Regions from separate parts of the Mus musculus genome. Here all the other regions are linked to region 1. The links are chromatin loops, found by intact Hi-C in ENCODE. Cell type or tissue: gastrocnemius. All regions are shown on one strand.

The links. A loop is a pair of places that touch in the nucleus more often than their neighbours do. Peaks named below come from ENCODE experiments on the same cell type or tissue, not always from the same donor. Only the 100,000 strongest peaks of a DNase experiment are listed, where the experiment ranks them.
Region 2: it touches region 1 in a loop (2.3-fold over the local background); 3 of 42 quality-filtered maps call a loop at or near these places.
Region 3: a loop joins it to region 1, with 5 times the contacts of the local background. A loop is called at or near these places in 3 of 42 quality-filtered maps.

What each region holds. Positions count from the first base shown.
Region 1 is chr2:144,006,099-144,014,098 of GRCm38, reverse strand. Rrbp1 (ribosome binding protein 1) reads left to right here and starts at 2,836. Exons shown (of 24, transcript NM_024281.2): 1 at 2,836-3,100. In gastrocnemius, a CTCF peak has its summit at 3,780 (motif pointing left); DNase peaks (open chromatin) are centred at 2,701, 3,765 and 4,390; H3K4me3 peaks cover 2,884 bases; H3K27ac peaks cover 2,695 bases.
Region 2 is chr2:144,448,734-144,456,733 of GRCm38, reverse strand. No RefSeq gene overlaps it. Among named protein-coding and RNA genes, the nearest start is that of Gm46768, 32 kb to the right of the region's middle. In gastrocnemius, a CTCF peak has its summit at 3,915 (motif pointing right); a DNase peak (open chromatin) is centred at 3,924.
Region 3 is chr2:144,364,643-144,372,642 of GRCm38, reverse strand. It overlaps Pet117 (PET117 homolog), which reads right to left and starts at 3,660. Exons shown (of 2, transcript NM_001164813.1): 1 at 3,486-3,660. The coding sequence starts at 3,581. It overlaps Kat14 (lysine acetyltransferase 14), which reads right to left and starts at 3,608. Exons shown (of 11, transcript NM_181417.3): 1 at 3,486-3,608. It also overlaps the pseudogene Gm11701. In gastrocnemius, no CTCF peak of the experiment used is centred here; DNase peaks (open chromatin) are centred at 3,464, 3,716 and 4,098; H3K4me3 peaks cover 2,423 bases; H3K27ac peaks cover 2,242 bases.

The DNA of each region.
Region 1 (8,000 bases):
TTTCTTTCTCTACTGATGGAGGTGAGTTAGACTCTCCCCCTGCTGAAGAGCCTTTTAGCCAACAAGTACAAAGAATGGGTAATGAGTAACCAACATCTTCATCCCTGTTGAGGAGAATCTCTGGGGTGTATTCTATAGGGTTTTGCTGCACCCCCCAGTGACACAGGCCCTGGCTGTTCCCACCCCACAGTGGCTGCTTGCTTGATACCATGCTCTCTCTGTTGGTTCTTCCCGTCCCAGTTCTCCATCAACGTTTCCCAGATCATCTCCCCCCCCCCCAATGAACTGCAGTCAGCCCTTTAACCCACAGTTCTACAGCCACAGATTTAACCAACAGAGGTTCAAAACTACTTGGAAGACACTTGTCTCTGTATTGGGCATGTGCAGGGCTTTCTCCCCTGTCATGGTTCTCTAAACAATACAGTGTCACAACTATTTATATAGCATCACATTGCATTAAAGGCAGTGTATATCATCTAGAGAGGATTTGAAGCATATGGGAGGAAGTGCAGAGGCTCTATGCAAATCATTTTATATGAGACTTGCCCATCCCCAGACACCGCAACCTGCTATAGATGGTCCTGGAACTAATCTCTGTCAGAGAGTGAAGGACTACCGCATCTGAACCAATTCCTCCTGCCAGGATCGGCTTCTGGGAAAAATTAAAGACAAATAGTGAACCAAGATGAAGAACAACCCTGCCACAGAGAAGTCTTTGGGCCCTTGGTGGATTTGGGTATCACTTTAGGCTGCATGCTCAGCCTGCAGTCTTCCCTGGACACTAACAAACACGACTGAATGGATGAATAAATGTTCTTACTTATCCCCACAAGAGAGAGTAACTGTCTTACAGTCCATTTATGCCCAGGGAGGTAAATGCCCCACCATGATCCAGCCAGACTGGCTGCTAGCAACTGCTGACCAGAAGCTGGGATCCTTAATTTTATTTCAAGTGAATCTCAGCTCTGGAAAATGACTGAGTGTGGAAAGGTGATCTATAGTGATTCCTGCTGATTAATCATTAATTCCCTAAGACACTGAGATTCAAACCAGAAATAAATAGTTTAGTTTCAGCCTAACCCCTCTGTATTCTCTCCTTGCAGTTTTACTATAGACCAACAGCTGTCAAGTAGCAATGGCCAAAGGGGTGCTCACAGAGGAACTGAGGCAGGAACTCTGCAGCCACAGAGGCTGGGGCAGGTGTAGTCCTTTGGCCTTTTAGAACACTAAATCTTAGAGGCTGGGGAGGTGGCTCAGTGGGTAAAGTACCTGCTATGAAGGCCCTGAGTTCAAATCCCAACATGAATGTGAACACTCCAGGTGCCACCTACAATCCAGCACTGTGAAGATGGAGACCGTCACTCACTGGTCAGGCAGCTGAGTTAAAGGAGTGGGCTCCAGGATCATAGACAGACCCTGCTCGAGCAATAGAGAGAGAGATATGCCTGATATCAAATTCTGTGTGGACTCGAAAGGGGGGTGGGGGACAGAGGAGAGAGACCAAACTTCATTTCAAAGAGGCTGATCTTGCCTCAGGCTCAAAGGAATAATTTTAAGAGCTGCAGTTAAAATGGTTATAACCTAAACTTAAGCTGGCATGGTGTTTCATGCCTTTAATGCCAGTACTCAGAAAACAGAGGCAGGAGGAACTCTGTGACTTTGAGTTCTAGGCCAGCCTGTTATACAAAGCAAGTTGTGGGACAGCCACATAGTGAGACCTTGACTCAAAAAAAAAAAAAAAAAAAAAGAAAAGAAAAGCACTTAAAGTTAAGTTATTTCAATTGAACTTGGTTTTGAAGAGAGGCTTTTGTGTTGATGAGATGGCACAGGGAAACTACTTTTAAGTACTTTCTATGCAATCTGACTGAGTTTTGATCCCTAGAAACAGCCATGGAAGGAGAGAATCAAGCAGAGAGTTGGTGCATGGTGGCATATGCACCCCTCTTCTAAGTAGGTGTTGGTTGTTGTTTTTTTGTTTTTATAAAGGGGTAGCTGGCTAATATTTGGAGTATCACTAGATCAATTTCCTGGGTTGCTATCATATTTTCTTGGGCCAAAACCTCATGGTCCCAACATCTGAAATCAAGTGTCACAGGATGGATGTAACTCTGCTGTGTGATTTGTACAAGGACAGTATATTATTCTGTTTAGGGAGTGGCTTTTCTTATCAAAATTTCCACCTCTATTTCTTTTGTTCTTTCCAGGTCTTCCACCTCAATTCTCCCACTTATTCAGTAAAATATGGAATGCAGAATGCAGTGCCTTTACGGATAGATAAGGCCCCATCCTCCCTGCTCTGACCCTTGCAGAACTCTTCTTTAGACCCAGAGGCTGGTGCTTTGTGTGACGTTATTTGGGTTTAAATAAGGCATTTTCCCAGTTGTTCACGGTTTGTGCAGTCCTCCTGAGGGTAACATTCACGGCCACCTCAGCCCGGCAGTGTGGAGGAAAAGAGCAGCCTGCGGCCAAGGGGATTCGAACCGCAGTCTATCGGCCTAGGCGGAGCCAAATCCGAATAAGCGGTGGCGTGGAGAGCGGAGGCCTGGAGTGGGCGGGACCGGCAGAGGACCTCCCTAGGTGGGCGGGGAGTTAGAGACCCGCCCCCGCGCAGAGCTGAGAGTTGCGCTGCGCGGCTCCGCCCCTCTTCGGCCCCGCCCCCCGCGGCTCCCCGCAGCTCCTCCTCTCTCTCATTGGCTGAGACGTAGACCCTCCTTTTTGGCCAATGGTCGCCACCGCGGCGCGGCCGTCCGCGGTCTGATTGGTCAGAGGCCGGCAGAGTGGCGGCTAGTGAACCAATAGGAAGAGGCAGCTCGATGAATGGCTGGTCCGGGTGGGGAAGGCAGGAGGCGGCGATCCCGGCGGAGGGGGCCGTTCGCCAGCTCCGAGGCAGAAAGTGCCACGACTCCACACACGCGCACGCAGCCAGCGAGCGGCCGGAGCGGACGGCGGACGGGGCGGACGGCGCCAGGGTCGCAGTGTGTGCAGCTGCTCAGGGGCGGCTTCTCGGTGGAGGCTCGGCCGGCTCCCCTCTTGCGGTTCCGCGGCGGCGGCGGCGGCTGCTCTTGCCCTCTCGCTCTCCCTCTCGCGTCTCCCGCTGCAGGTAAGAAACTTGGCCGGGCCCTGCAGCGGCGGCGGCGGTGGAGGCGCGCGGGCTGGGCCGTCGGGGCGCCGGGCCGGTCGCGCCGCGAGTGACACGTCTCCTCGGCGGCCCCTCCCCCGGCGGCGCCGGCCCGCACGCCCGCCCTGGCGGTAGCCGCGGCCCCTCGAGTGGGACGGAGCTGCGTGTGCCAGGCCGAGCCCGTGCAGGGGCGTCGGCCGAGCGCGCCCCTCGGGGTGGATTCCCCCGGCCGGCAGGCCAGGAGCTGCGGCGGCCCCGCGGCACGACGTGGCGACCCCTCCCTCTCGGCCGGGCCGTCGGGCCGGCCCGCGCGCTCCGAAGTTGGGCTAAGAAAGTTGGCGGCGGGGCGGGGCGGCGCACAGCTGGCGGAGGAAGGGGTTAAGTTTCGGGAAGCCACCGGATGACGTTGCCGGGCCGGAGTCCGGGCCGGAGGGGGTTGGGGGGGCGGAAGGCGGTGGGCCGGCCTGGGACGAGGGCTGAGACTGGATTGGCGACGCGGGGGCCCAGAGCCCCGGGCTGCGGGCTGTGGCCACAGGACACGTCGGCAGCCCCGACGGGGCGGGCGGGGGCCACAGGGCTCGCCGCGGGTGCCGTCCGGGACTGGCCGTAGCAACTTCCCGGAGTACGGGATGAGGCTCCCTGCTCCCCCTGGCGGCAGGGCCGCAGCACCGTTTCACGGCGGGTCCTCGCGGAACCGGCACGAGGGTGCGGGACCTGGCCAGGGTTGGGGCCACCCGGGGTCCTGCCTGGCGTCTCTTTCCCGCGCCCATGATTAGTGGACCCGTGGTGCTAGGCCTGGGCGGAAGTCGGCACCTCCGGCCCGGCGGGCCAAGCGCCCTGGCACTGGGCCCGCCGTCTGTCCCGGCCCGCCAGGCTCCCCGGCAGTGCCCGGGGAAGGGAGGCCGGTTGACCCGGGCTTACTGCAGGCTGTGCAGGATGCTTCAGAGACTCTTTCCCGTAGGTGTCACGCTTCGTCGACAGTTGCTAACCAAATGCTTTCTCTCAGAGGTTTCCCATTTCCCCATCTGAGAGACAGCAGTGGAGACCCAGCACGTGTAGGGAGTAGCCAACTGGTATTGACTGTTCTTGTGGGATGTGTGTTTAGGGACGTGAGAGACAAGGGAACAAGGTGGAGCCTGGCTTGCACTGCCAACCACTGCAGAAGTCGCACACCTGGATTCCAGCCCCATGAACACCGGAGGGTCATGTCTCCTAACCTCTGAACCTGGGGTTTCTTTATCTCTTGCCTGAAGATAGTACCACCCACTCACCACTGAGGTCAGGGGAACTGAGCAGGAAGTGTGAGATCTTGTGCAAAACCGAGGGCAATTTGGCAATCAGTCCTCAGGTCAGAGGTCAGGACTGGGAAACACCAAGGAAATGAAACTTGGATGGATCCCTAGAGCCTCCCACATCTCTGTTTGCTAAGCTAGCAGTTCATTTGCTTAAAGCCTAATGGTGGGGGTTGGGGTCCTGGGTTGAATTTTGTGTAAAGACTCACATTGTAGGCTGAAGAATTGCACATTGGACACAGCCCTTCACTTAAGTATTCTCTCACCATCCACACCACTTCCTTACATTTTTTTTTTCTGTTATTGTTTATCTTAACTTCCTAAACCTAGAGAAATTTCTGGGATTTGCTGGGGGTTGTCATAGAAATGTGTTAATGAACTTTGTAAGGTCAGCCCACTATGGTCTGCCAACTTGTTTCTCTTTAGAAGCAGCTTCCTGTTCTGAGGGCCTGGAGATGCCACTTCCCTTCTGTTTAGTACAGGAGAAGAGCTACTAAGAGGTCAGCACAGATGCTGGGGCAAGCCTGGATTGTCTGGCTTCTGGACTAGTTGAGGCCTACAGAATCCCACGCTTGGGGGCTGAGGGCCAGAAGAGGAGAGCTGGAGGTTTGTGTGAAGCTGTGGCATAAGCTACAACAGAACTTTCCGCTTCCATATTTAGGACTTGAGCTCTGTTTACCTGTTCTAAGTAGTTAGAGCGGTATTATAATGTATGGATATTTTATGTTGATGGGAAACATTTTCTTCATTCTCTCTCTTTCCCCTCCTCCCATCCTGCCCTCCTTTTTTCCTTTCTTTCTGCAGTGTTTTAGGACAGAGTCTTAGGTTGTCCTGCCTGCCATTGGGTCGTCTAGGCTGACCTTGAACGCCTGGCTCTCTTGCCTCTACCTCCCAAGTACTAGGATTACAGGTGTACACCTAAACACCCGGCTTGATGGGGAGTTTTAAATAAATCCTGAATCGAGTCACATTCGAGCAATTATGCTCTTTGCTGAAATGAGCCTTAACTCTACATGCTACAATAATTATATAGCACCAAACTCAGTTTAAACGGTTGCATGCAAATGATTTAATTGGAATATTGGATTATTGTGTAGCAGGGATACCTTTTAAAAGCATAGGAGCCCAGATTCTTACTCGTTCTTTTATCCCCAGAAGCTATAACTAATAGACTTATGACAAAGGGGTAGAACCACAGTCCTTATGATTTTCCTTGTTCAAATCTTGCTTCTAGAAGGAGAACACCCATTTTGTTATCCCTGTATAAATTGCAAGCCTACAATGGGGAAGGCCCCTGAGTTCTCCAATGAGCAGTCTAAACATGGACTGTCTGGCTCCCAGAGGAAGCCAAGGTTGGGGCTCCTAGGAGTTTGAAGTCCCAGGTTTCCATGGTTCGCACAGATTAGAGAGACCACCATCTCATGGTATAAGAGACTCTGAACCCAACTTAAGTTTAAAAGACTTGCAATTTAGAATCAGATACTACACTGCTGGGATTTTAGACAGCATATATTTTACACCCATATATTTAGGGTAGGTGTGGATGGCACCCATTCAGTACGTGAGAACCTGGAAGCCCAGCAGATAAGAAAGTTTGGGAATCTGTTCCTGTTGCCAACTGCTAGGTGACATCTGTACAGCTTTCTGAACAGGCCGTGGGGCCACATAAGCCTATCCTGCTGGGACAATAATTACCCAAGGGAGGACACAGAACTAGAAGATCAAAATGAGTTTTAGTGGCAAGGTGTAGAGTCAGTAACAATCTGGCAGTGCAGGAAGAAGGTACTTGGCATTTTATTCCTTTCTGAAAAGTCTTTGTTCTGGGCTTTCAAACTCCATATATACAAATAAATTGGTGGTGCCTGAATTTGTGTGTGAAGTTGTCCACAGTAGCATCATCCATACTGTGTACAGCTGTAGCCACATACGGCTATGTAAACTAAAGTGCAATAACAGTTGACCATTCTGTTTCTTAGCCAAGTTACAAATGCTGAGTAGTTGGATGCAGAGTTAGCTCATTTGCATCATCTTGGCAAGCTTGACCAGGCAGCACCAGGCTGGGGTGGCTCCTGAGCTCCAAAGGTTCAAGTCCCTGTTCCTCCTGATGACATGAAAACATTATAACGTTGAACTAGGTGAAATGTCCATTTTAAAAGTTTAGTTTAAGCACTTAGCCCAGTAACTTGTCACTTATAGAAGACGTTAGTCTTGAGGGCTGGAGAGTTGGCTCAGCAGTTAAGAGCATTTGTTCTTCCTGCCGAGGACTGGGATTGGGTTCCTAGCACCTACATGGTGGATCATAGCTGCTTGTGTCTCCAGCTCCAGTGTACCTGACTTCTGCTTCTGATCTCTAGATACGTACATGATGCACTTAAATATGTGCAGGCCCTCATACAGGGGGTAGGGCAGGACAGGTATCTTTACCTAAAACTAACAGCATGAAGATGGCTGATGTACCAAACACAGAAAAAATGAGTAGGCATTAGATGGAAAGTATGCAGCTTGTGAGGAAAGTAAATATTTAATTCTAAGTGAGAAAGCCTCGGCGATGGAGGCTGCTTAGCATTACGGAATATTAACTCGGGACTTCCTGGGAGATTGTTTTCGCAGGCCGATAGATTCTGAATGATCTCCTGAAACAGGCAAGCACACACCCAAGCTTAAAGTCACTCGCTTTGTTTTTCCTTTAAGTGTTGGTAGTGCACGTCTCTCTCCTCTTTGAAAGGAACAGCAGCTTTATAAAGGATGCTATATAAATTATATGTCTCGAGGTTATTTAGGCAAGGCTGGAATACATGTCTGGTCCCCAGCACTTTCACAGCCCAGTGTAGTGGAGTTTTCCTCTCTGTCTGTTGCAGTGTATTTCCTGACAGTGGCCGCTTGTAGATTTTGTTATACTCCATACAGCTTTGAAAGCTCACTGGAACTTGGGAAGGGTTTTTGAAATCTTTGTTGTAATCATATGTCAGTGCTCAGTAGAGTGACAGAAAGCCCAGGGTTAAAGGAAACCTCCATGGGCGACTAGTTAATGTCTTGCTGGTCAGAGAGAAGGCCCGCTGAGACTGTGCTGGAAGTCTGTAGCTCTTTACAGTGGTAACAGGCATAAGTTGAACTAAATGACCTTCTTGAACCCACACCTTTAATTCTGTACCCTAAGCTTAGACAGGCTTTGAGCAGATAAGGCCTATGTTAGTTTATGTATAGACTCCAAACCCGTATAACTAAGAAAACCAACCTTTCAAAAATGGAGGATTTTTTTTCATTAAAATTTAGGTTTTTAAGGCTTTTACAAGAATAGCGAGGATTTGGTCTGATTTCTTCGTTGTGTTTGTAAGTCTGTGGTCCTTCAGCAGCAACAGCTCTACCCTGGTGTATGTTGTGTGCCTGGTAGTCCTGACGATCTGTGGAGCTGTAGTAAGGAGCAGCCCTGGGTTGGGGTTCGGATCCTAGGAACAAGGAGTAGGACCTTTCCTCCTCAGGCTTCAGTGTCCCTTTCTTGTAACGTGGAAGCATCTTTCAGGCTGTGGGCCCTAGTTTATCTGTACTCATTGCTCTCTCCTTGCAAATCCCATCAGTTCAGCTATCTAAGG
Region 2 (8,000 bases), 440 kb before region 1:
GATACAGGTTTTGCTTTGTTTGTGATAGACTGAACACAGAGATTCCTTCCACAAATGTCCATGCTTAGCCAATTAGCTGTACCCTGAATCTCCACAGGATACATTTGAAACAATGTCTCTAAACGTGGCAATCATGGCACATGCAATTGGAACAGAAAAGCTCTTGAGACCCAGGCTGCCAAGTTGCTGGACAAAGGGATTCTATTAAGACATTTATAGGCTGAGCAGTGGCTGTGTATGTAGGTCGTTACTTCCTGTTGTACTTGGATAACTGCCTCTGAATAGTTAGTTCAAGAGCAAGCCATTAGGTTCTCACAGAAGCATAAACTCAACTGTTGGATTTTCTTTTACATGACTTGGTTTGGTTGACTAGGAAGTTGCAGAATTCTCTACATACATTTTGTTATTTTCCTCGTTGTTCCCAATTGCTGCTGTTAACAACACACACGACAACAGCAACAACTCATTAGTTGAAACCCCAAATGATTCTTCATCAAAAGAAGATTGGAATGAGCAACAGAAGTGTAGAATTCCTGTGAGAAGCACAATGAACCCACAGGGAGCATGAAATGAAGGCTGGCTGGCTGGTACGTGCTCAAACTGTTGTTCAGGAAAAACCCAAAGAAAGGACAGCAAGTGGCCCTTATTTCAGTCACAGCAGTCCTTGCTTGTCAAATAATTAAGCAAATGTGTCCCCTTCTGCTATATCTGTTAAGAGTCAGGAACTCTGAACAGTCCCTGGAAGCCAGAGTTTTGCGGGATCTAATTCAGTAAATTTTTTTCTCACCTCCAAACAGAGTCCTCTGTAACTAATCTCATAGCCATTCTATGGATCCAGAGTGCCAGGTTTCAATTCTTAATGAAAACAGTCTCCTGGTTTATAGAACAACACGAACATTCCAGAAATCCTTTTCAGCTCTGTGTGAGGTGAACACAACCCTTTCTTAAGTCCTAGTAGCTTTTGCTTTATAATAAGAGCATAAGAATACTTTTCACAAAGGCCATAATTCTGATATCAAATTCACTGCATTAAATGGTTCTATTAATGGGAAACAATTTTTATGAAAGTCCTTAACCCAAGTTGGGGGGAAAATAACAGAAATAAATACACAGGCATAAATAGGTTAGGTAGGACTTACAGAAACTTTACCTAAGCCCCGAGCTCACCTTCCAGCCTCACCTTTCCCAAGTGGTCTCACGAGCTCTTTTTGCTAGTGCATGGTTTGCTTCAAAAGTATGTCACGAGGTTGGTTAATTTTTACAATAATATATAGGGTTCGATAGATGCCTCAGCAGTTAAAAGTGAGCACTGTTCTTACAGAGGACTGACATTTGATCACCAGCAGCAAAAGCCGACAGATCACCACCATTTGCAGTTCCACCGGAATGTGAGATACCTTTGGCCTCTACAAACATGCGTGTACACACACAGGCACACACACACAGCACACACATGCATATTCACAAACACGGAGACAATTTTTATACTGTAAAATGGTTATTTTTAATTGGAAAAATATTTTTTAATAAACTTTAGTTCCTTAGCCAGGCAGTGTGGCATACATCTTTAGTCCTGGCATTCAGGAGACAGAGGCAGACAGATCTCTCTGAGTTCAAGGCCAGCCTAGTCTACAGAGCAAGTTCCAGGACAGCCAGGGATACATAGAGAAACCCTTTGAAGAAAATGGGGGCTGGAGAGATGGCTTAGTAGTTAAGAGCACTGGATGCTCTTCCAAAGGATCCAGATTCAATTCCCAGTACCCACATGGGAGCTCACAACTGTCTGTAGCTCCAGTTCCAGGGCATTTGACACCCTCACACACACAAGCAGGTAGAACACCAATGCACATAAAATAAGAGAGAGTGATTTTTTTTTAAAAAAATTTTTTTAACCTTCAATTCCTTAAAATATAGGATTTGCACTTTTGAAATAGGACGTCAATATGTAGCCCAGACCCATACTATATATGAGATCTTCTTGCCTCGGCTTTCTGAGACCTGGGACTACTCAGGGCTGCTACATCCATCTACTTTAGAGTATTTATTTGGAAGTAATTTCAAGCTTAACAAAGTAAGCCGCAAAGTGGGACGAAGGACTGTCCAGTGTCTACCCTGGAGCCTGTCAATGTACACGGGTAGACAAGCCCTTTCTAGGCTTCTCCTGCTTTCTCTCCGCACACATGCATCCATACTTTTCTCTGAAGTGTTTAGGGCTAAGTTGTGTGTACCACAGGTGTCTAAAGGAACCAAGCAAGGACTTCCTAAAAATGAAAACTTATTCCATGGGCACAGCAACCAACAACAGAAACCAGAATGCTGACGATGCTTTTTATCAGCCTACCTCAAATTCTGCTTTCCCAAGTGACCTGCTGGTGTGTTTTGCAACATCTTCAACTTTCTAGTACATTCCCGCCTGGAGTTAGGGGGAAGTTGTCACACTCCTAGCCTCCTGTATGAAACATTTCTGGTTTTTTTTTTTTTCTTTTCTTTTCTGATGGCATTTTAAAGAGCAGGATTCTTTTTGGTAGTTTAGTATTTTTCTTCCCGTATTTAAACTCACATTTTATCTTAAGCACACATTTCAAAATTATAGCCAGGGGCAAGAGGAGATGAATATAGTTAAATAGGAGAGGTGTTATCTTTGATAATGATTTTTCTGTAATAATAAGTGTTTTCAGGACTAGGGAGATGGCTCCTTGGAAAACGTGCTTGCATAAACACAAAGATCTGAGTTCAGATCCTGAGCAGCCACATAAAAGTCACGAAGACATGGTGGCCACCTGTAATCCCAGCACTCAGGAGACAGAGACAGAGGCGATCTATGGAACTGGCAGAGTGAACTGGCTGGATCAGCCAGCCCCAAGGACTGGGAGACCTTGCCTCAGTACACAGGGTGGAAATGATGAAGGAAGATGCCCAGTGTCAACCTCCAGCTTTAGCATTCACATGCACTCAGGCACACACACACACACGCACGCACGCACGCACACACGCACGCACGCATGCACTCGGGCCAAAAAAGGAACATTGGGACAGGACGGCTCATTGCATAGTGGCACTTGCTGCCAAGCTTGATGTCTTGAGTTGACTCACTGGACAGCATGGTAAAAGAGACCTGACTCCCAAAAATTGTCCTCTGAACCTCGTAAGCCACTCCCAAACACACAAATAAATAAATGTACCTTTAAATTTTTTTGAAGACACTGATTTAAAGATAGTGAAGTTATGACAAATGTTTGCTAATTTTTATAAAGGCAAAAGAGATTAGAATTAGGAGTTCCATCTCCCTCAGTGGAAAGTCCACATCAGAGAATCTAGCGCCTCCTTCTTCAAGGCTGAACTTTCGGGGTGAGCGCAGACAGGGCATTTGACCTCTTGGGGTTCACCTGTGAGCCTCAGTTTCTGCATCTATAACCTGTAACTTTGAGCTAGTAGAGCCTCTCTTTCTCCCCTCCTGCCTCACACTCACACATTTGTTTGTTTATGTTGTGTGGGGGTCGGAGGACAACTAGCAAGAGTTAAGTTCTCTCCTCCCACCATTTGGACTGAGATCAGGTCATCAGACTTGGCAGCAAGCGCCTTTACCCACTGAGCCATCTCTCGGCCCTGAACCATGATTCTTTGTGCTTTGAGTTGAGAGCGTCCATTCAAGGTTTCTCCCTTGGTGATCCTTTGATCGAGTCAAAGGATCTTTCACAGGGGTCACCTGAGACCATTGGAAGACACAGATATTTACATTATGATTCATAACCATAGAAAAATTACAACTATGAAGCAGCAATGAAAAGAGTCGTGGTTGGGGGTCACCACAATACAAGGAACTGCATTAAAGGGTCGCAGCATTAAGAAGGTTGGGAACCTCTAGTCCACATAGTCCCTGACGTGGTTCTCTTACGTGCTTCTGAACTTTGAACAGCAGGGGTCGCCCTACACACAGTGATTACTTCTTTGCTTAGTGCTTTTTCTCCTGCAAGCTGATTCTTCAACCATTAGGATTCAATTGTCCAACGTTTCCCTGGTGCTGTGGGTAGCCAAGGACTCTGAGGAATCTGGTGACGTTTCAATTTTTCAAATATCTGTGAATAGAAACTTTTGTTTTGTTTTTGTTTTTTTGATACAGGGTTTCTCTATGTAGCCCAGGATGTTCTGAAACTCACTCTGTGGACCAGGCTGGCCTCAAACTCAGAGATCCACCTGCCTCTGCCCAAATGCTGGGATTAAAGGCGTGTGCCACCATGTCCTGCTGGAAACTTTTAATTGTATTATTTATATAATTAAAAATATTACTGAAGAACAATGGGGCAACCACAGCTTTAATCCCACAGTAATTTTCTACACTAAAGTGAACTACAGGTAGGTTACTACAACCACTCATTTAGGGGAGTGGAAGAGCATGCTGTCCTGGGGTTCTCAGAGAATAAACTCAATCAGTGACTCAGCACCTGTGAGTGGGTACTTTGTGCCAACTACTATTTGTTTATAGTATTAACAAATGAAGCTGTAAAACTGGGGTCGTATGAACATTGTTACGGTGAAATAGCCTTAGGTACACATGCGTGTCACCATATTGCAGTGACCCAGAACATGGACTGTCCAGACACTTCATAGTATCAGACAAGCTGCTGGAATACAGACCTCGCCTTTATCTGTGCAGGGATTATTCCACTGGCAGAGAGAGGTCATTGACGAAACGGCCATGGGTTGAATTCCATGTGTATGCACATCACTGTTAGAAGAAGGATGAGAAAGGGACAGAAAGTTTGTCCCTATTTATCAGACACAGGACTGAAGTGATAGGGTGATCATGCCAATAGCAGTAGCTAAGGTATTTGTCGTAATACTGGGCTGTCCCAGGGTGAATGCTGGCATATTGAGAGGCATTCTTAACTTAGGTGAGGTTCCATATGTCACGTGAGGATTTTATGAGGCTGTGTGTCTTAACTATCTGAAAGCATGGTATTTACTCAATAAATATTAGTCACGGCTTGTCAGGGATTGATACAATCTTTAATTGTCTCACTTTCTGGTTTTATTCAAATTTCTTCTCAATTGTATTTTTTTACAAAAAAAAAAAAAAAAAACGACTGAAGGTTTTTTTTTTTCTCTTTTTTGCTTATCCAGTCAAAACATTTACTGATCACCTTCTCTATGCCCCCTCCCCCACTATATTAGACACTAAAGATTCATCAGTAAATAAGACACAGAATCAAACAAGGTCTCCTCACCCGCACAAGATAATGCCATAGCTATCTCCTGGCCCGATCCTCTCCATGCTTCAGTATGTCTCTGATTCACCCGATTCCCTCCCTCTCCAAACCCAGGTCTTCAAAATCTCTTAACTGTTGTATCATCTCTGCAGCCCACGACCAATGCTCTGAGGCCCTCCCACCAGGCTCTCTTCCTTTGGCTTTCCTAGAACAAATGACCTAATTTATATGTTGTTGTTGTTGTTGTTGTTAAAAATGATATATGTGTGTATAGTGTACTTATGTGTATGTATTCACACATATGAGGTAGGAAGGTTAATGTCAGATGTCTTCCTCAATTCCCCTCCCATTTTTGCTTTTGATTTTTGAGACAATGTCCACTACATAGCTCTGGCTGGCTTTGAACTCAACCACTACTTTAAAAAGATTTACCGATGGTGATAAACCACTATGTGGTTACTGGGAACCGACCCAGGTCTTCTGCAAGAGCAACAAGTACTTTTAAGCACTGAGCATCCTGGGATCAGATCGCTCCTTGAAGATGGAGCTCAACAAGTCTGGAATTATACGAGTGTGCCACTACGCCCCCTTTTTACTTGGGTTCTGAGGATCTGAACTCTGGTTCTTGGGTTTGCACATCAAACCCTTTACTAATTGAGCTATCTTTCCAGCCCTAATTATTAGGGTCTGATGAAGCCTAGTCTGGCCTCAACCTTATTATGTAGAATCTTGCTTGAACTGAATCCTCCTGCCAACACCTTCCATCAGCAAGGATTACGGGCTTACTAATTTGAAAATATATTCCAATGTTGACAGCTAGCAGCCATCTGTTGATGCTTTTTGTATCCTGACCAGCTTGGACCTTGCCCTTGTACCCAAGATACCAAAATCATATGGCTGGTGGAGGTGGGGGTGCTGTCTGGCAAAGGACATAACCACAAGGCAATAGAGGAAGTACATAAAGATCTTTGATATTGGGCTGGAGAAATGGCTCAGCGTTTAAGAGTGCTGGCTGCTCTTCCAGAGGTCCTGTGTTCAATTCCCAGCAACCACATGGCAGTTTACAACTGTCTGTAACTCTAGTTCCAGGGGATCCTACACCTTCATACAGATAAATTCAGGCAAAACACCTGAATGCACATCATGAAACAAACATGAAATAAAGATAATAATTTTTTTTAAAATATCTTCAATATTAAGTTGGTGTACAGAGTTCAATTTCTAGTAATGCTAGTATGAACATCACAAAAAGAGACTCAAGCTGGGCCTGGCTGTAGCCAAACAAAAGCAAGGTGTATACAGTTAATTCCTCTAGCCTAATCACAAAATTTCAAGGGTTAACAGATTCAAAACAAACAAACACCAGATTCTTCTGGTTTGCCTCTTCTTTCACAGTGATGGTTCAAAGAGCGGGTCCACACTGTGTGCTTCGTAAGTTATTCAGGTACTCACACAGATTAATCCCTCAAAGCTACAGCTGCCAATAGGCTCAGTTCCCAGGAAGAAGATGTTAGAGAGCTGTAATGATGACAGCAGCCAAGACCCGCTGGGTTTAACAAGATCTGCTGTGGTGCTTTGTCTTTATGTCGCAAGTCCTTGAGAATGGGGAGCTTGGACGTTCAGTAGTGGTGTCTGCCTTTAATCTCAGCACTCGGGATGCAGAAGCAGAAGGGTGGCTGTGAGTTCGAGGCCAGCCTGGTCTACAGAGCTAGTTCTAGGACAGTCAGAGCTACACAGAGAAACAACAAACAAACAAACAAACAAACAAACAAGAATAAAGTAAGAATGGGAGCTTCCTAAAGGAAATCGCAGTGTATATCTCTATAGAGACGTACATTGGTGGTGACTCCAGGGTAAAAACAGTGCAATGCCTTCTCCTTACATCTACTCTAACATCCTGACGCTCTTCCAGAGGTCCGGAAAGGCCCAAAGAGGGCAACTTTTTTTTTTGGAGGGGTAGAGAAATAGAACCCAGGGCTGTGATCAACTGCTCAGCCTCCGCTTCACTAAGAGCAGTCCTGAATGCAATCATATCTCCACCTGCAGAGGCTCCCTCATGATCCTATCGAGCACTCTATAGTCTAGGTTATGCATATTTCCAGTGTCTTGAGATTAGAACATAAAGAAAGTGAATCCGAACCAAGGAAACCACATTATTGTCAATTTCCACCCTAGGAGGCTTTAACTTCATCAATAGTCTGTGAAGAATCCCCCACCCCCACCCCCAGATGGCAGTCACACATCTTAATACATGGCCTGGCTTTACAGGAACCCTGCGCTGCTAAGAGAATATTGAACCTCGGCCAGTTGTGTCATGGGTACATGTGCTTCAGCAAGCATCGTGAATCAGTTGCACCATACGATATGTCTGCAATAGAATTACAAGACATTAATCTCGAACTCACCTCAGTAAAGACCCCTAGTTAATTACCTCCCATGTACCAGGCACTGTCTTCTTAAATCTCAAGACCCAGACAGGTAAGCTTGTAGTCTGCATTTTACTGGTGATGAAATGGAGAGAAAGGTAAAAAGAACAAACAGAGATGTCTTATAAGGATACAGGGAAACCCAGTGTTTGTTTGTACATCATCCAACCCAGTACTTCAGAGGGGTGGGGGTGGGCCCCTACACAAGCAGTTCTCCTATAGCCTCTAGCTAGTCATTCATTCCCCCAACTCTGACACTGTCTACCAGCAGACAGTGTCAACTTCACAGGCTAAGGACTCCATCCCTCAGACTGCCTCTACTTCGGATGCCAATACAATTGGGCTGGGCTGTCACTTAGGCTGCTGA
Region 3 (8,000 bases), 360 kb before region 1:
TTTATTCTTTAAATTCTATTTTATGTGTGTGGGTATTCTGTTGACAAGTTATGCAGGTACAGTGTTTGTAGAAACCAGAAGAGGGTGACCCATACCTTGGAACTGGAGTTACAGAGAGCTGTGACTCACCACATGGGTGCTGGGAATAGACCCCAGTTCCTCTGCAGGAGCAACTAGTGCCATCTCTCCAGTTTCTATATCCTTTTTTCTTTCTTTTTTGGAGACAGCATCTTTCTATGTAATACTGACTGTCCTAGCTCTCATGATATAGACCAGGCTGGCCTCAAACTCACAGAGATCTATCTCTGCTTCCCACCTATCTCTATTTTTAAAGGCTGGCCTAACAAAGAACCTGAATCAACCTAATTGGCCACCAACAGATGAATGGATAATGAAAATTTAGTGTGTGTATACACACACACACAAACACACACACACACACACGATAGATTACCATGCAGCTTTAAAGAAAAATAAAGTTTAAAAATCTGTAGAAAAATGAATAGAATTAGAATATATAATATTGAACAAGGTCACACACTCTCAGAAAGAAACTGCAGTTCTCTCTCATATGCAGAATCTAAGCAATGTTATTTGTAAATACAGAAATGAAGGTGCATGTGGGTACAGCATATCATGAAGAAAAGAGAACAAGAAAAGCTATATATAAGGAGATGAGGAAGGACTGGACGAGAATGGATACAAACTATGAAAGGGAATATAAGCTGATTGTTTTTCTGGGTCTAAATCTGTCATGGGTTTTTTGGGGTTGGTGGTGGGTAAGTGTATAAAAGCGAATTCAGTACTGAAAGTGGAGCTCCAGAGCTTCCGTTCTGAATGAACACCTACCTCTCCTAACCATACAGAAGGGCTGGAGGTAGGGCTCAGGAGAGAAGTGCTCATTCTTGCATGACATAACTTCAGTTTCCACAGAGGCTCACAAGTGGCTGTAACTCTGGACCAAAGGGATGTGATGACCTTGTCTAACCTCCACAGGCACCAGATATGCATGAGTGCTCGCACATGCATGCAAACCCTCTTAAATATAAAACAATAAAAATAAATAAAGCACATGTGAACGTTTACTGTGCAGTTCACTGAGTTGTACAGACTTTGAGTCTCATTAATTTTGATGTGTGATGTTTTTATTTATTTGCAAGGGGTTTGTGTTTTTACAATAAAGTCTACTCAAAATAAATAAATAAATAGATAAATAAATAAATACTCACCTAGTTCTTACTGAGCCTCTCCCAGGCCTACAGCTACATTTGCTACACCAGTGGAGTTGGGAAATGTAAGAGTGAGGGCTCAGGTCCAGCATGGTGGTACATTAGTTCTAGAATTTAGGAGGTAGTAGCAGGCAGATCTCTCTGAGCTCTGAGCCAGCCAAGACAACACAGAAAGACTTTGTCTTAACATAAGCCGCCAGTGAGCAGCTCTTTCACAGCCTCTGCTTCAGTTCCTACTTCCAGATTATCACCTCAATTGCTTTCATTGATGAACTGTGATATGGAGCTGGAAGTTGACCCCTTTCCACCCCAAGGTGCATTTAGTCATGGTGCTTTGTCATAGCAATAGGAAACCCTAACTAACACAGCTCTTTACTAACCTAACTCTAGCATCTGGAGCCTTGATTCCTGTAGAATCATTAACACTCCTCAACTTACCATAGGACCATACCTGGAAAACCTCATGATAAACTGAAAATAATAAAGGTGTTCTGACATGATACCACTGAACATCAGCATTCCGGGGCTCCCTGGGGTCTGAGGTTTGTTTTGCTGCCTGGCATTTTGAAAGAATCCTACCATTGATCCTGAGCCTGGGAAAATACCAAAATTCAATATTCAAAGAAAGTTTCACTAAATACAAACGATACTGCTTTCCTAAAAACCAAGTTAACCGGGGCTGGAGAGATGGCTCAGTGGTTAAAAGCACTAACTGCTCTTCCGAAGGTCCTGAGTTCAAATCCCAGCAACCACATGGTGGCTCACAACCATCTGTAACAAGATCTGACACCCTCTTCTGGAGTGTCTGAAGACAGCTACAGTGTACTTACATATAATAAATAAATAAATCTTTAAAAAAAAAACACCCAAACACATACATAAAACCAAGTTAACCATCTTTAAGTTAGGAACCATCTGTAATTGATGTCTACTAAGTTCCTTTGAGAGTTAAAGACAATGTCTGTAAAGTGAAAAACACTGTGTCTGGTGTGGGTAGACAGAAAACAAGCCATTATTTCCTTTACTGCCACCTTGAAGTTTTCAAGACATCTACCTTCCTCGATGTTACAGTAAGTCGCTAATGAATAGCTACTGGACAGCTTATTTTGGTCAGTATGTCTTGGTCACTAACTTCCAAGAAATAACTAGATCTTTGCACACTTCCATTCTCTAACTGTGATTCTCAACCGTTTCATTAAAGCCTTTGGCGTGCCTTTTGGAACACAGCTGAGTCTCCATGCTCCAGAGATCTGATTTAATTGGTCTGCTCATACTGTAAAAACTTCTCAGGGGAACAGAGTTTGAAACAAAACTGATAGCAAACGCTGTCTCCAAAACACATCAGGAGGACACAGACACCCTGTCTTCCAAGTTTAATTAGAACCACCATCTTTTCCTTTTCCTCCCAAGAAGGAAGTTTCTTGCTTCTACTCCAGAAGATATCCCTGGGGAACCATATTTTAATCCCAAATCTTTAATTCCTTGTGTGCTTCTCCATCACTGCACATCGACCCTGCTCCTCAAAATGGTTCTGAATTTGCAAGCCTAGTTTCATTGCAATTCCTAGTTTGTGAATACAAAGGTCGATGGTCTGGTGACTCTTGAGGCTTTCAGTAACTTCTGCCCATGGCAAATCCGATTCAAACCAAATAACTGTAAAGGTATTGCTTGAAAGGGCAAATACCAAGTACTGGCCAGCACAGTGTGGCACCATTATAAAAAGAACAATCTCGAGAGGTTATAATTAACTATGTGTTCTCAGTGTGCTCAGCGCACTAGCCAGCGTTGCAAACTGGAATGAGGAAGAGTCGGTTAGTCGCTGATTAATAAGCCAGTTATTCTCCGAAAGAAAGCCATTAAAAGAAAACGTGAAGGGCGCTCGCTACCTTTTATCCTTTCCAGAACCTAAGTCCAGTAGCAAAATGTTTTGTTAATGCAAGTTGCAAAAATCTCAAGTTTCTTTAGCCAAAGGCACTGGGGGGTGTGCTGGGTGTGAGCTGCTTTATCTCCGGATTTAACAATTCCTGGGTAAGGCTTTGTGGGCTGTGCTGCCCCCAGGGCCTCGAGCTCACCCTAGCAACTCTCTAACTCTGGACTACACCCCTGCCCCGAGGCTTCCGCCCCAGTCTCCCGCCTCGTGGCTGGGGGAGAGAAGTCGGCGTCCTGAACGCGCCCTTGCAGCCCGCCCGGCCCGCCACGCGCGCAGGGACAGCTGCGGGCTCGGCGCCCCGGAAGACGCGGTCACGTGACACCGACCTGCCGGTCCTGCCGCTGCTTCAGATGCACGCCGGCCACCGTGGCCGCCGTCAGCAGCACCGAGAGGCCCAGCACTGCCTTCGAACTCCTCGACATTCCCGCTCCCGGCCGCGGACTCGCTCCCGCGCCCGCCCCCGCCGCCGCCACAGCCGCCGCCGCCGCCGCAGCCGCAACGGGCCAGGCTCGACCTCTCGAGCGCAGAGCCGTTGCAAGTGCTATCGTCGCCAGGCTCTAGCAATCGAGCGCCGAGCGTAACCCCTGGCCCGCTTCGCTGCTTCTTGGGAGTGGCTGCCTGGGGCCCTGGCTTTCCTATTTGGGGACCGCCTTCACCAGGAAGTCGCAGTGCTGGGCTGCTTTGGAGTCGCGAGGGTGGGGTTGGGAGTGCCAGTGGAGTATGTACGGAGGACATCTGGTCGCTATGGGGCGACTGATCAGACCCTAAATTTTCTTAGAGTCTAAAAGCTGGGTGGTTGGTTTTTTGACAAGGTATTGCTGTGCAGCTCAAACTAGCTTCAAACTCGCAATCCTGCCTCAGCCTCGGCTACACCTTGTTGCCTACTAAACTTCTGTTGGGAAATGCACTGGGTCAGGCAAGGATCCGGACATGTTTAGCTCCTGTAATCTTAAGAAATGGCGTTGCCCGGCGTGGTGGCTCACGCCTTTAATCCCACCACTCCCGAGGCAGAGGCAGGCGGATTTCTGAGTTCGAGTCCTGCCTGGTCTACAAAGTGAGTTCCAGGACAACCAGGGCTATACAGAGAAACCCTGTCTCAAAAAACCAAAAGAAAAAAAAAATGTCGTTGATGCCCTTGGAGCCTTTCAGGAATGCTTGTAAGATCCTTGTGTCAGAGTAGTTCACAAGAGGCTAAGGATGGTGTCATTTGCACTTACCCCTTAAATTAAAAAAGAGACTTGGCTTCCCAGAACTTTTAAGTATTTGTGATGCCAATGAAGAATGGCATATCAGTAAATCACTCTTACCCAGGAAAGTACACATTCAAAGCTGCTGCTGAAAACCGATAGACAACAATGATAAGGCTCATTCAGGCCTTGATTAGGTATTCCCAGTGTTTCCCCAACATTCACTTCGTCTCAGTATGCTTTGCTCTTTCGTTCTCTGTTAAGTGAACCCAAACGGCATGAAGAAAATACTATTATGAACAGTTAGCATACTGCATTGGTTATATCTTTGGTTTTTTTTTTTTAATTAATTTTTTTGGTGTTTTTTGTTTGTTTCTTTGTTTGTTTGTTTTGACAGGGCTTCTCTGTGTAGCCCTGACTGTCCTGGAACTCACTTTGTAGACCAGGCTGGCCTCAAACTCAGAAATCCGCCTGCCTCTGCCTCCTGAGTGCTGGGATTAAAGGCATGCGACACCACGCCCGACTTTAATTTATTTTTTAAAGAATCTAGGTTTATTTATTTTTAAAGATTTATTTTATGTATATGAATACACTGTAGCTGTACAGATGGTTGTGAACCTTCATGTGGTTGTTGGAAATTGAATTTAGGACCTCTGCTTGCGCCAGCACAAAGATTTATTTATTATTATACACACCAGAAAAGGATATCAGATCTCATTTCGTGTGGTTGTGAGCCACCATGTGGTTTCTGGGATTTGAACATAGGACCTTTGGAAGAGCAGTCAGTGCTCTTACCTGTTGAACCATCTCACCAGCCCAGGTTATATCTTTGAATGTGAAAATAGAGTTTGGGACCAGTGACTTTTAGAATGAGAAGAGATTCAAGTTATTTTTGCATATTTCCCTAAGGAAAAATCATGCCACAATACTTTTTATTTATGATAACCCCAGACTTTTCATCCAGTAAATCAGCGAGTGTAACAGCTATGAATGGCCTTGGAATGACACCAGAAGTATAAATGACCATGCATTCTATTGTGATTAATTTTCCAATTTGTCTTCTTTAAATGTATTTTGTTTTTAAAAATCTCTTATGCTAGGCAGTTGTGGTATACACCTTTAATCCCAGCCCTGGGGAAGCAGAGGTAGGCAGAACTCTGAGTTCGAGGCCAGCCTCGTCTACAGAGCTAGTTCCAGGATGGCCAGGACTACACACAGAAACAATGTCTCAAGAGGAGGAGGAGGAGGAGGCAGCTGTAAGTGTTGTGTCTAAAGTGTAGGCCAATGATTACAAACCAAAGCAAGATGTTTTTTATAATTATTATTACTTACCTTAGTAGCTGAATGACTGTGTGCCATCAGATCCTGAAAAGCAACTTATTTATTTACTTTAAAATAGTTGCTAGAACATCTAGTTTGGGTGTATTTTTAGGAGTGGGCACTGTAATTAAAGAAAATAGTTTACTGGGCAATTGGAAACGTCTACTAAGTAAGTCTTATTTTTCCCTCTTTTATGCCAAGGTCTTTCAGAGAAAGCATCACTGATGACCACATATTATTTACCATGTTCAGTTAACTCTTACATTTAAGTTACACCTGAAGTGCTAGGAAGGCTTGTGACAGGACAAGAAGAGGCTCCTCCATCTTGTACTCTTGCTGAGGCCACTTTGGTTTAACTAGGATTTGATCTGCTTGATGAAGAATCCTGTGGAAAATTACCCAACTCCATTCTATACCCATCTGTCTTAGTCAGGGTTTCTATTCCTGCACAAACATCATGACTAAGAAGCAAGTTGGGAAGAAAAGGATTTATTTAGCTTATACTTCCACATTGCTGTTCATCACCAAAGGAAGTCAAGGACTTGGAACTCAAGCAGGTCAGGAAGCAGGAGCTGATGCAGAGACCATGGAGGGATGTTACTTATTGGCTTGCTTCCCCTGGCTTGCTCGCTTTGCTTTCTTATAGAACCCAGGACTACCAGCCCAAGGATGGCACCACCCACAATAGGCCCTACCCGGCTTGATCACTAATTGAGAAAATGCCTTAGAGCTGGATCTCATGAAGGCATTTCCTCAAGGGAGGCTCCTTTTTCTGTGACAACTCCAGTTTGTGTCAAGTTGACACACAAAACTAGCCAGTACACCATCCCAAGGTCCATATGCCCTACCTAACTTATCTTAGCTTCTGTTAAACTGCCTGCTTGTGCAAACCTCAGACTTGCAGCTGCCAAGTGAGGTATCAAGATGTATGGTCTTTGTCTTTAAAACCCTTACCCTAATACCAAGAACAGGTCCAGCTGGCTGGAATAAAGACTTTGATTTGCCTATAAACTGTCTGAGTGATCATCTCTGGTGGGTTCCCTTAGGCTCATCCCAAGGACCACATCGCTCAAAGGAGAAGCAGCAATAGGCAACAGTGAGAGTCCTTTTTACCAACTGTGGCCAACCGGAAAGAAGGAGGAGAGAGTACCCCAAACATCATCGGGGCGCTCCACTTCAGAGTGACAGGACTCACACATTTTAAGTATTGATACAGTTTAAGGATAAGAAGAGACAGCCTCTCTTCAGTCCTTAAACTTGCCCATCCGCCTTTGCATGCCCTGCTGCTGTTTTGCTGCTGCTGGCTGCTGTGCCCGAACTCCACCATGGACCAGTGCCCCATACCTACCTTGCTGGAACATGGCAACTTCTCTCAGGTCCTGTTTAACAATGTGGAGAAGTTCTATGTTCCTAAAGGAGATATCACGTGAGATATACCCTCACTGAAAAGTTCATCCCTCGACCCAAGGACTGGATCGGCATCTTTAAAGTAGGGTGGAAGACCACTCAGGAGTATTATACCTTCATGTGGGCTCCCTTGCCAAAAGACCAAAACAAGGATTCAGCCACACAGCAGGAAATCCAATTCAAAGCTTATTACCTTCCCAAGGATGTGGAGTGCTACCAGTTCTGCTATGTGGATGAAGATGGTTTGGTCCGGGGAACAAGTGTCCCTTTCCAGTTCTGTCCAGACCCTGACGAGGACATAATTGTTGTTATCAATATGGAAAAGGTAGAAGAGATGGAACTGCTCAGTGAGGAGCTTTACCAAGAAAACCAGGAGCTGAAAGACAAGTACACTGACCTCCATGAGCAGCTACAGAGGAAGCAGGTGGCACTGGAAGCAACACAGAGGGTCAATAAGACCTTAGAACAGGAAGTGGAAGAGAAGGCCTCCTGGGAGGAAGAGAAGGCCTCTTGGGAGGAAGAGAAGGCCTCCTGGGAGGAAGAGAAGACCTCCTTGGAGGAAGAGAAGGCCTCCTGGGAGGAAGAGAAGGCCTCCTGGGAGGAAGAGAAGGCCTCCTGGGAGGAAGAGAAGGCCTCCTGGGAGGAAGAGAAGGCCTCCTGGGAGGAAGAGAAGGCCTCCTGGGAGGAAGAGAAGGCCTCCTGGGAGGAAGAGAAGGCCTCCTGGGAGGAAGAGAAGGCCTCCTGGGAGAAAGAGAAGGCCTCCAGGGAGAAAGAGAAGGCCTCCAGGGAGGAAGAGAAGGCCTCCTAGGAGGAAGAGAAGGCCTCCTGGGAGGAAGAGAAGGCCTCCTGGGAGAGTGAGCTGCACCGGCTGATAGAATGCAACCAGAAGATGATCTCAGAAAAGAAGGCCTTGGGGATCAGAGTAGA